Regions from separate parts of the Homo sapiens genome. Here region 1 is linked to region 2. Evidence: read pairs that join two places in POLR2A ChIA-PET (ENCODE). Cell type or tissue: A673. All regions are shown on one strand. Links, peaks and the distances in the headings refer to the core of each region. The heading gives the core; the rest is flanking DNA.

Region 1 (4,397 bases), core at 236-4,235, 350 kb before region 2:
ATTATGAGAAACACTGTTAAAAAGCCAGCTAGCAGCTCCTGCTCTGACCAATTTTAAATTTGTTAAGAAAAGAATTGGTAAAAGGTGAAGTCAGGAAATGACGAGCAGGTACATCCTAGATCCTTCACCCCTAGAATACATTTCAGCCCAGTGATCTCAAAAACAGTCCCTACCCAGCCCACACACACACACACATGCAGAAAGACAGGAATGCAGAAGAAAAGAGTTTCTTATTCAATGACCTGAATAAACAGAAGTTCAAGACACTGCCACAGTCTGCATGTTGGATTTCCCTCTGCCACCCACCCCCATTAAGAGCTGAGAATCTTTGTGGCAACACCACCCCTTGCAGCCATTCAATACTTACAAAGAGAGAGAGAAGGAAGGCAGGAGAGCCCATTGGGACACTGTCCTGTTAGAGGACAAACAAACACTGATCAGGTTCCACAGAAACTCTCAGCCACAAGCACCCCAAACCTCAGGACAGAGACACAAGCACCACACACACAAGGACAAAATTTTAAAACTCAAGAACAAGAGGAAAGAGATCCAAAAGCAATCTGTCCATTACGCCTCTAGCACAGAAACTGATGGTCCCCAACTGCTGCAGGCTAAGCCATTTCCCCCGCCTTGAGAGCACTCTCCCAGAGGAATTAATAATTCCCCTACTCATGATTTCTCCCATGTGACTGGGCCTTTCGGTTACAATAGGCTTATTCAACGTTTAGATGGGTGCAAACCACCATCATTCTAAGATCTATGTGTCTGTATATCATTGGAATCTAGAAGCCCAATACCAAGTAGTAACATAAGGGTCCTTGGATGCTTCAGACTTCTACTACTGGAACACTGGCACACAGGTTCCTTCCTGATCGCCTCACCTTCTCTGAAGCATCCTGTTTGCGGGTAGAATCTCTCCCTCGAAGACTTTTAGCACTGATCCCAGACTCGGATGTTTGCATAATCAACTGCGTGGCCAAGAATTGCTGTAGGGAGAAGAAACAGGGTAGGCCATGGAGACCTGATTTAGTAGGGACAAATTAAGTACACTTTAAGCACTGTAAATAGAACTTTGTATAGTACTCTTCTGGCTCAAATATATTTTGACTGATTGGAAGTTTAGCATATTAAGTTTTAATTCTAGTTGCAATAGGGATGCTAAAGAATCAAGCAGCCCTAACTTTTTTTTGCTATAACATAGGATCAAAATCTCTATCCTCCAGGAATGAGAAAAATAATAAAACTAGAATGAACCAAAGATCATTCAGCAATTTAAGTAATTTGACAAATCGTGCAAAGATTTGCAATATTCTTCCAAGTTCAACACCCCAAAAAGTACCTGGTAACACAATCATAGGATAAAAGCAGGGAAAAGGAAAGGAGAAACTCTTATTTGCTGATCACCTACTATGTACCAGGTACTTAATGTAATTAAAAAATATACATTCACCATTTTTAAAAAATTTTATTTAAAAACTTTATGAAACTGCAAATAATTGCCCAAGAAAGGTAGAATATTGTATCACAACTCTTTCACCACACCAAAGAAAATAAAAGTAAGAACAAAATATTATGTTTTCAATTGTGTCCCTGACAGCTATCCACGTAAAAGCCACAGCAACCCTTCTTGGCATCAATATGAATCCTCCCCTTGAAGTATTTTAATTTCATCCTTGCTGAAACACAAAGGATCCTCAAAGTACCTGGATCTGTTCCAAGACATCTCGCTGCATCTCCACTGCCATGTGATAGACATCATGGTCTGAGCTATTGTACATTACAGCATTCTGAAACATCAGCATAATGTCACGCTGAAATTCAGCTGTGCTTCGGATCAGTCCATTTTCTATGTTTTTCTTAATAGTTGACAAATCCATAGGCCTAAAAAAAAAGAACAGGGGTAAGTAGCAGTGGGGATGGAAAGAGGACGCACCTAGATCTATGAATACATTATCATATAGACTTTCTCATATATACCTTAACTCCCAGCTGCCAGGACTTAAATGCTAACCCCTTATCCCAAAACATGCACTTAACCCAAGAAACAATCTATATAATAAGCATTGAGAAAGGTAATAAAGGGAGTTTATTTAGGTTTTTTTTGGAGACAGGGCCTGGATCTGTCACTCAGGCTGTAGTGCAGTGGCACAATCATGGTTCACTGCAGCCTCGAACTTCCAGGCTCAAGCAATCCTTGGTTCACTGCAGCCTCGAACTTCCAGGCTCAAGCAATCCTTCCCACCTCAGCCTCCCAGGTAGTTGGGACTACAAATGCGCGACACCACACCTGGCTAAGTCTTGTATTTTCTGTAGAGAGGGGGTTTCGCCATGTTGCCCAGGCTAGTCTTGAATTCCTGGGCTCAAGTGATTCACCCACCTCAGCACCCCCAAAGATTACAGGCGTGAGCCACCGCTCCTGGTGGAGATTTATTCTTTTAGACTATCAGTGGTGATCTAGCCACTGGAATTATCAGTTTAGCACTCAGTGCCCCTTATAGCAAAACCATAAACTTACTTGCTTTAAACTTTCTATCGAAAGCAAAACTTCACTAAGACTGGACAATTTATAATTCAGGCAAGTTACCATGCTGGGTGGACCATGGCTCACCTCTGCACAATGCTGTGGTAGCCAGGTGCTATGTCATCTGTAACAGGCTGCAGGAAGACATTGGCATACCTGTCCAAAAGGAATAAGGTGCAATTACTGACATTCTCCAGAAGTGCAGGGAGGGAACTTACTCTAAGTAACTAAAGGTAGTAAGAACTAATACCAGCAGTTCCACAGAAGCCTACTCAGACTTTTTTCCAGTCACCAACAATGAAGAGTAGGAGAAAATGAACCTACTGACTGGTAAAGCCCACTCACCTATGATTAGCTGCAGCTCTCCATACAAGCATGATGGCTTTCTTCCAAATTTTCTGTGCCTGAATAGCTTCCTGATCCTCACTACAGACAGAGCTGAAACAGAGATACAGCAATTCCACTAGGCACAAGTTAAAAAATAAAAATTATAATTCTCTTTTCTTTTTGAGACAGGGTCTCACTCTGTCCCCCAGGCTGGAGTGCAGTGGCATGATCATGTTCATTGCACCCTCAACCTCCCAGACTCAATCCTCTCACCTCAGCCTCCCAAGTAGCTGGGACTATAGGTGCATACCACCATGCCCAGCTAATTTTTTAATTTTTTTGTAGAGATAGGGTCTCACTGTGTTGCCCAGGCTGGTCTCGAACTCCTGGGTTCCAGCGATCCTCCTGCCTTAGCCTCCCAAAGTGCTGGGATTACAGGTGTGAGCCACTATGCCCAGCCCTAATTATTTCTTGTCAGCTGTTTATTCCAGGTCAAAAAAGGGAAACACTAAAGAAAAGATCAGGCCAGGCATGGTGGCTCATGCCTCTAATTCTACTGCTTTGGGAGGTCAAGGCAAGAAGACTGCTTGAGGTCAGGAGTTCAAGACCAGACTGGACCACATAGATCCTGTCCCTTAAAAAAATTTTTTTAAAATAAAAATTTAAAAATAAAGAAAAAGGCCAGGCATGGTGTCTCACGCCTGTAATCTCAGCACTTTGGGAGGCCGAGGCAGGTGGAACGCTTGAGCTCAGGAGTTTGAGACCAGCCTGGGCAATGTAGCAAAACTTGGTTTCTACTAAAAAAATTTTTTTTAATTAGCAGGGTGTGGTGGCACAGGCTGGTAGTCCCAGCTACTAAGGAGGCTGAGGTGGAAGGATTGCTTGGGCCTGAGAAGTGGAGGTTGCAGTGAGCTGAGATCGCACCACTGCCCTCCAGCATGGGTGAGTGAGAACAAGAAAAAAGAGAAGGAAAGGAAAGGAAAGGAAAGGGAAAAGAAAAGAAAAGAGAAAAGACAGGAAGGAAGGAAGGAAGGAAAAGATCCTCTCCTCACCTTCACTGCCTTGGCCTCAAAGAAAGAATCTCAGATACTCACAACTGTGAAGAAGCAGGGCTGCTGGGGATGGAGTCTGCCAGTGTGTGTGACTGCAGTGTAGCATTGTGTATGCTGAAGCCATCATCACTCTCGCTCACAGGAGGTTCATTATCCATTTCTGACAAGTAGCCTTCTCCTTGATCCTCTTCCTTAGGCTCCTCTAGGCTGGCCGCTTCACTGACACCATCTTCCTCCTCATCCTCACCTGGGGCATCCTTAGATACAGTATGCTCCAGTTAACAAATGCAAGCAAAGCTATCCAGCAAAGCATCATTAAACATGATCTGTCTTTTGGGTTAGAATTAGTTCTAGAAATGACCTCACGCTGTTTCCTGACTCAGCTGTCTATCACTTATACTACCATCTACTTACAGACACTGCGTTAAGTAATTTAGAACCTGGACAAAGAATAATACCCAGGATCTTTTAAAAAGAAAGAAAAAAAAAAGCTACTT
Region 2 (4,397 bases), core at 226-4,225:
TCCAACCCCACCAGGAGGTCAGGAGTTTATAATTACATGCAGTCATACATGTCTGTCGTTCCTGTGAAAAACCTTGCAGTTCATTTTAATAAATCAAAACATTCACATAATCTCATGCCATCCAACACAAGGAAAACACATCCACCTCCCTTTTAACAAGGATTGACCCAAGCAAAATAAAATCCTCTTTAAATTTCTTCGCTTCCACTTAAATTGCATGTTTTATTTCTCCCAATCCCAGCAATAGCACAGAAGCCCCATCATATCCATCCCAAACCGGTTTCGAGTAGGTTAAGGTTATAGGGACCCTTGTCAGAACATTGATACAAAGGGCTCCCAAACGCCGGGCACAAATGTGTCTGCAAACAGATGGAAGTAAACAGTGCACTGGCCCAAATGCTTCATGAGTCAGTTTGATTTTGCAATGCAATTTGCATCCTTGAAACTGCCAGTCTGGAGGGGGACGGGGTAGCGTGAGGGAGTGAAGTTGAAAGTGCCTCCTATTAGCTCACCCTTTCAACATTAAACAGAGACCAAGAGAGAAATGGTTCCAACATTTCACCACATATATTTCTTCTTACGCAGTCTAAGCTGAGAATGCCATGTAAATGGGTCACTGCGAAATGCAGCAATTTAATTTTTCTCCAATCAAAATAAGAAACAAACCAGTATGATCTCACTTCTATTAACTTTTGAAGGTTTACAGCAGTTAAAGTATTTTTGCTTCTATGTATGAAGGTTAAAAAAATCATTTTTTTTCATAAAATACAAGAGCAACCAATTTCACCATCCAGTAAAAGTAAAAACTGGGATTCTTTTTTAAATTAGTCCAAAGTGGCGTTTAGGAACTTAGTTGTAGGCTGCTGCGCTGACACCATGACAAACCAAAGTGTAGGGCTGGGTCTGGTTTTGTTTCGGTTTTCTTTTCAATATCCAATGCTCATGGATTAAGTTCTGGAAATGTTCCAATTGTAAGGCAGGGATCTGTTTGGATTCCACCATGGGTATGCTCCTTGGGTTGGATGCTGGAGGGTGAGGCACGTTTTGCCGGACCCATGTCGACTACCTAGTAGTCATCAAGGTCAAAAAATTCATCGTCTCCTCCTTGGTATTCCATTCCCTGGAAATCTACTCGGTACCGCAAGATACCTGGGGAAACAAACCAAAAGGTAAATTACCTGTGTTCATGGGATGGGCATGTGTGTAGGTGGCTGGTAAGGGAATAAGGGAAGCCCTATTCTCTTGCAGAATTGCAGAAAGCAAAGAGGTAATAATAAACATGGGTCCAAATTAGGAACCTGCACCTGCTGCGTCAATCACCTATCCCAGCAGATAATAAGCACCTCACCGGAAGCAGGGCTAGGGCTAGCCAGGAGGGACCTTGACCTGAGACCCTGGTTTTAAGTTTGGTTTGCTGATTTGCTACTCACCTCCAATTCCACCAAATCCTTTCACAAACTGAGACCCTTCTTGTGATTTATCTGTGACAATTTCCAACGTAGCTCCAAATTTTTTATAGTTGTTAGCAAACCATTCCAACAGGGGCATGCTCTCGATAAGCTCATGTTCCTGTCCGGTCTACAGGGATGACCATGAGATACAAAAATGGGGGATTAGGATATATGAAGGCTAATTAGTCCCTCTCACAGCCCCTTGCCCACCTATCACTCTCATCCTCCCATTTATAGGCATGTCTGTGTGTAAAGCTCTGTAAGTCATCTCTGGTTTTGATAACCTAATGGATATCAGCAGAGAAATTCGGATTATTTCAAACAACACTTCTCCTCAGGCTCTACCCTCAGCTATGAAATACCAACACAAAAACTCAGTGGGTATTCAGCTTATGATTCCTACTGTTGACTCTAGAAGTCAGGCTGTTGTAGTGTCTCTAAGCAGCACCCATTCAATGGCTCAGAAGAGACATTCCAGGACTGCTTTTGGGAGTGGCCTCGTAGAGAACAAAGCTCTCCAAACCAGAATTTGAGGAAGCTATCATTTAAACCTATCTCATACGGGAGGGTCATACTTTCAACTGTTGTGATGCACTTAGAGCAAACCAGAGAAGCCACTGCAGTGGAAGAGCTGATCAAGTGAAGAAAGCAGCACAGGTTTCACAGTGCAGGAGAGGCATTATGTAAATTACATTTTCCTCCCTATTAAATTTCAAGGATAATGAAATGTTTTCCTGATTGCTTAACTACTTAAAAACAAAGACAAAAACAAACAAACAAACAAAAACCAGGCCAGGCATGGTGGGTCACGTCTGTAATCTCACCACTCTGGAAAACCAATGTAGGAGGATCACTTGGGCCCAGGAGTTCAAGACCAGCCTGGTGAACACAGCAAGACCCCATTTCTATAAAAAAAATTAGGCTGCCTGGCATGGTGGCTCACGCCTGTAATCCCAGCATTTTGGGAGGCTAAGGCAGGTGGATCACCTGAGGTCAGGAGTTCGAGACCAGCCTGGCCAACATGATGAAACCCAGTCTCTACTAAAAATACAAAAATTAGTCAGGCGTGGTGGCGGGCGCCTGTAGTCCCATCTACTCGGGAGGCTGAGGCAGGAGAATTGCTTGAACTCGGGAGGTGGAGGTTGCAGTGAGCCGAGATCACACCACTGCACTCCAGCCTGGGTGACAAGAGCAAACTCCACCTCAAAAAAAAAAAAAAAAAAAAAAGGGAATGAGGGCTTGTGCCTGTACTCCTGGCTACTCAGTAGACTGAGGCAGAAGGATTGCCTGAGCCCAGGGGTTCGAGGTTATAGTGAGCTATGATTGTGCCACTGAATCCAGCCTGGGTGACAGACCAGGACCCTATCTCAAAGAAAAAAAAAAAAAGACCGGTCATGGTGGCTCACACCTGTAATCCCACCACTTGGGAGGCCGAGGTAAGTGGATTGCTTGAGCTCAGGAGTTTGAGACCAGCCCAGGGCAACATGGTGAAAACGCCTCTCTACAAAAAATTCAAAAATTAGTTGGGCGTGGTGGTGTATGCCTGTAGTCCCAGCTACCAGAGAGGCTGAGGCAAGAGGATCACTTGAGCCCAGGAGGTGGAGGTTGCAGCGAGCCGAGATCATGCCACTGCACTCCAGCTTGGGCAACAGAGCAAGACCTTGTCTCAAAAAAAAAAAAAAAAAAAAAAAAAAAAAAAGCTGCAGCTCCTTCCCTGAAATCAGATTCGTATGTGGCAGATAGATGACCACCTCCCACAGCACCCCCAATTAGTATAAGGTTTGGTTTCCCAAAGCTCACCCTCTACACAGCCAGTACTCTAACACACGGATTTACGCTTGCACGTATCATCAAACCAAGAAAATAATCACATACCTCTTTGTCTGTGAAATGAGATTTATCCTTTTCTTGCTCTGGAGTTAGATAGAGAATTTTCTCCTCTGTAGTATTAGGAGGAAAAAATGTGTTAACCTGGCTCTCATATACTAATCTGTGTAAGCTCCATAAGATGAGGTTAGATGAGAAAAGGGCTCAGGGACTCAATCTCTCAACATTTTTTCCATAAACATGTTAGCATACACTGAGTGTCTACTAGGTACAATGCTTCAACCATAAGGAACATCAGAGATGTTCAAGATATAGTCCTGGTCCTCAGCAGATGTAACAATCTTAAGCAGACGTTAAACAGTTCAAGCAGAAAAATCTATGCAGGAATGTGCTACAGACTGAAGGACTGGGGAACAATGGGTAGATCTACCTTCTGATTGCTCCTGAAATCAGCCATCCCTCCCAAATCTCCACCCCAGGCTTCCTGGCTCAGTAACAAATAGCAACCTTATTTTCTAATTCTCATACCTTCTGTGCCTTGGCAATGAAGAACATATCTCATTATATCCAGATTTTCATAGACTATTAGAATTTCTACAGCTCCCATTTCCAAAGCCTTTAGTGTATCTTCAACGCCAAAACAGTACTTGCCCGTGTCCTGGCTGATTTCATCAAAGTATCGTCCTACGATTAGGGATCAGTCAACAGGATATATATTAAAGTTTCCCTAGTAGATACAAACACACCTATTCGACCTAATGACTAAAGAAGATAAAAAATAATGCTTTTACTGAGGCAAAAGAGTTAATAAAAATACTAAATATTCCTTTTTACATTTTTGGTACCTTGTCTCATACATACAATCACGTACATACACACACACACATACACACACACACACACACACACACACACACGAAAACATTTCACAGAATAAGTAGTTGCATTTCACCGATACCTATTAATTTCTTCTCTTGAATGAATTTCACGTTGGAGAGGACTTCAGTAGATAACTCAATAGCTTGGTTGAATCCATTTTCACCACCATAGGATATATCAACTAATTTTAAAACTTTTGATTGTAACCTCTAACACACAAAAAAAATATTATTAGTACTT

Evidence for each region. Peaks named below come from ENCODE experiments on the same cell type or tissue, not always from the same donor. Only the 100,000 strongest peaks of a DNase experiment are listed, where the experiment ranks them.
Region 1: POLR2A ChIA-PET joins it to region 2 with 5 read pairs; 6 of 35 experiments call an interaction of 5 or more read pairs at or near these places.

The regions. Positions count from the first base shown.
Region 1 is chr5:138,159,188-138,163,584 of GRCh38, forward strand. BRD8 (bromodomain containing 8) reads right to left here. Exons shown (of 27, transcript NM_139199.2): 15 at 3,943-4,157; 16 at 2,867-2,959; 17 at 2,609-2,677; 18 at 1,704-1,881; 19 at 882-986; 20 at 368-412. Among named protein-coding and RNA genes, the nearest start is that of BRD8, 17 kb to the right of the region's middle. In A673, for the core only: no CTCF peak of the experiment used is centred there; no DNase peak of the experiment used is centred there.
Region 2 is chr5:138,507,239-138,511,635 of GRCh38, forward strand. It overlaps ETF1 (eukaryotic translation termination factor 1), which reads right to left. Exons shown (of 11, transcript NM_004730.4): 7 at 4,237-4,366; 8 at 3,807-3,962; 9 at 3,327-3,391; 10 at 1,431-1,578; 11 at 1-1,149. The coding sequence ends at 1,067. Among named protein-coding and RNA genes, the nearest start is that of ETF1, 34 kb to the right of the region's middle. In A673, for the core only: no CTCF peak of the experiment used is centred there; no DNase peak of the experiment used is centred there; H3K27ac peaks cover 442 bases.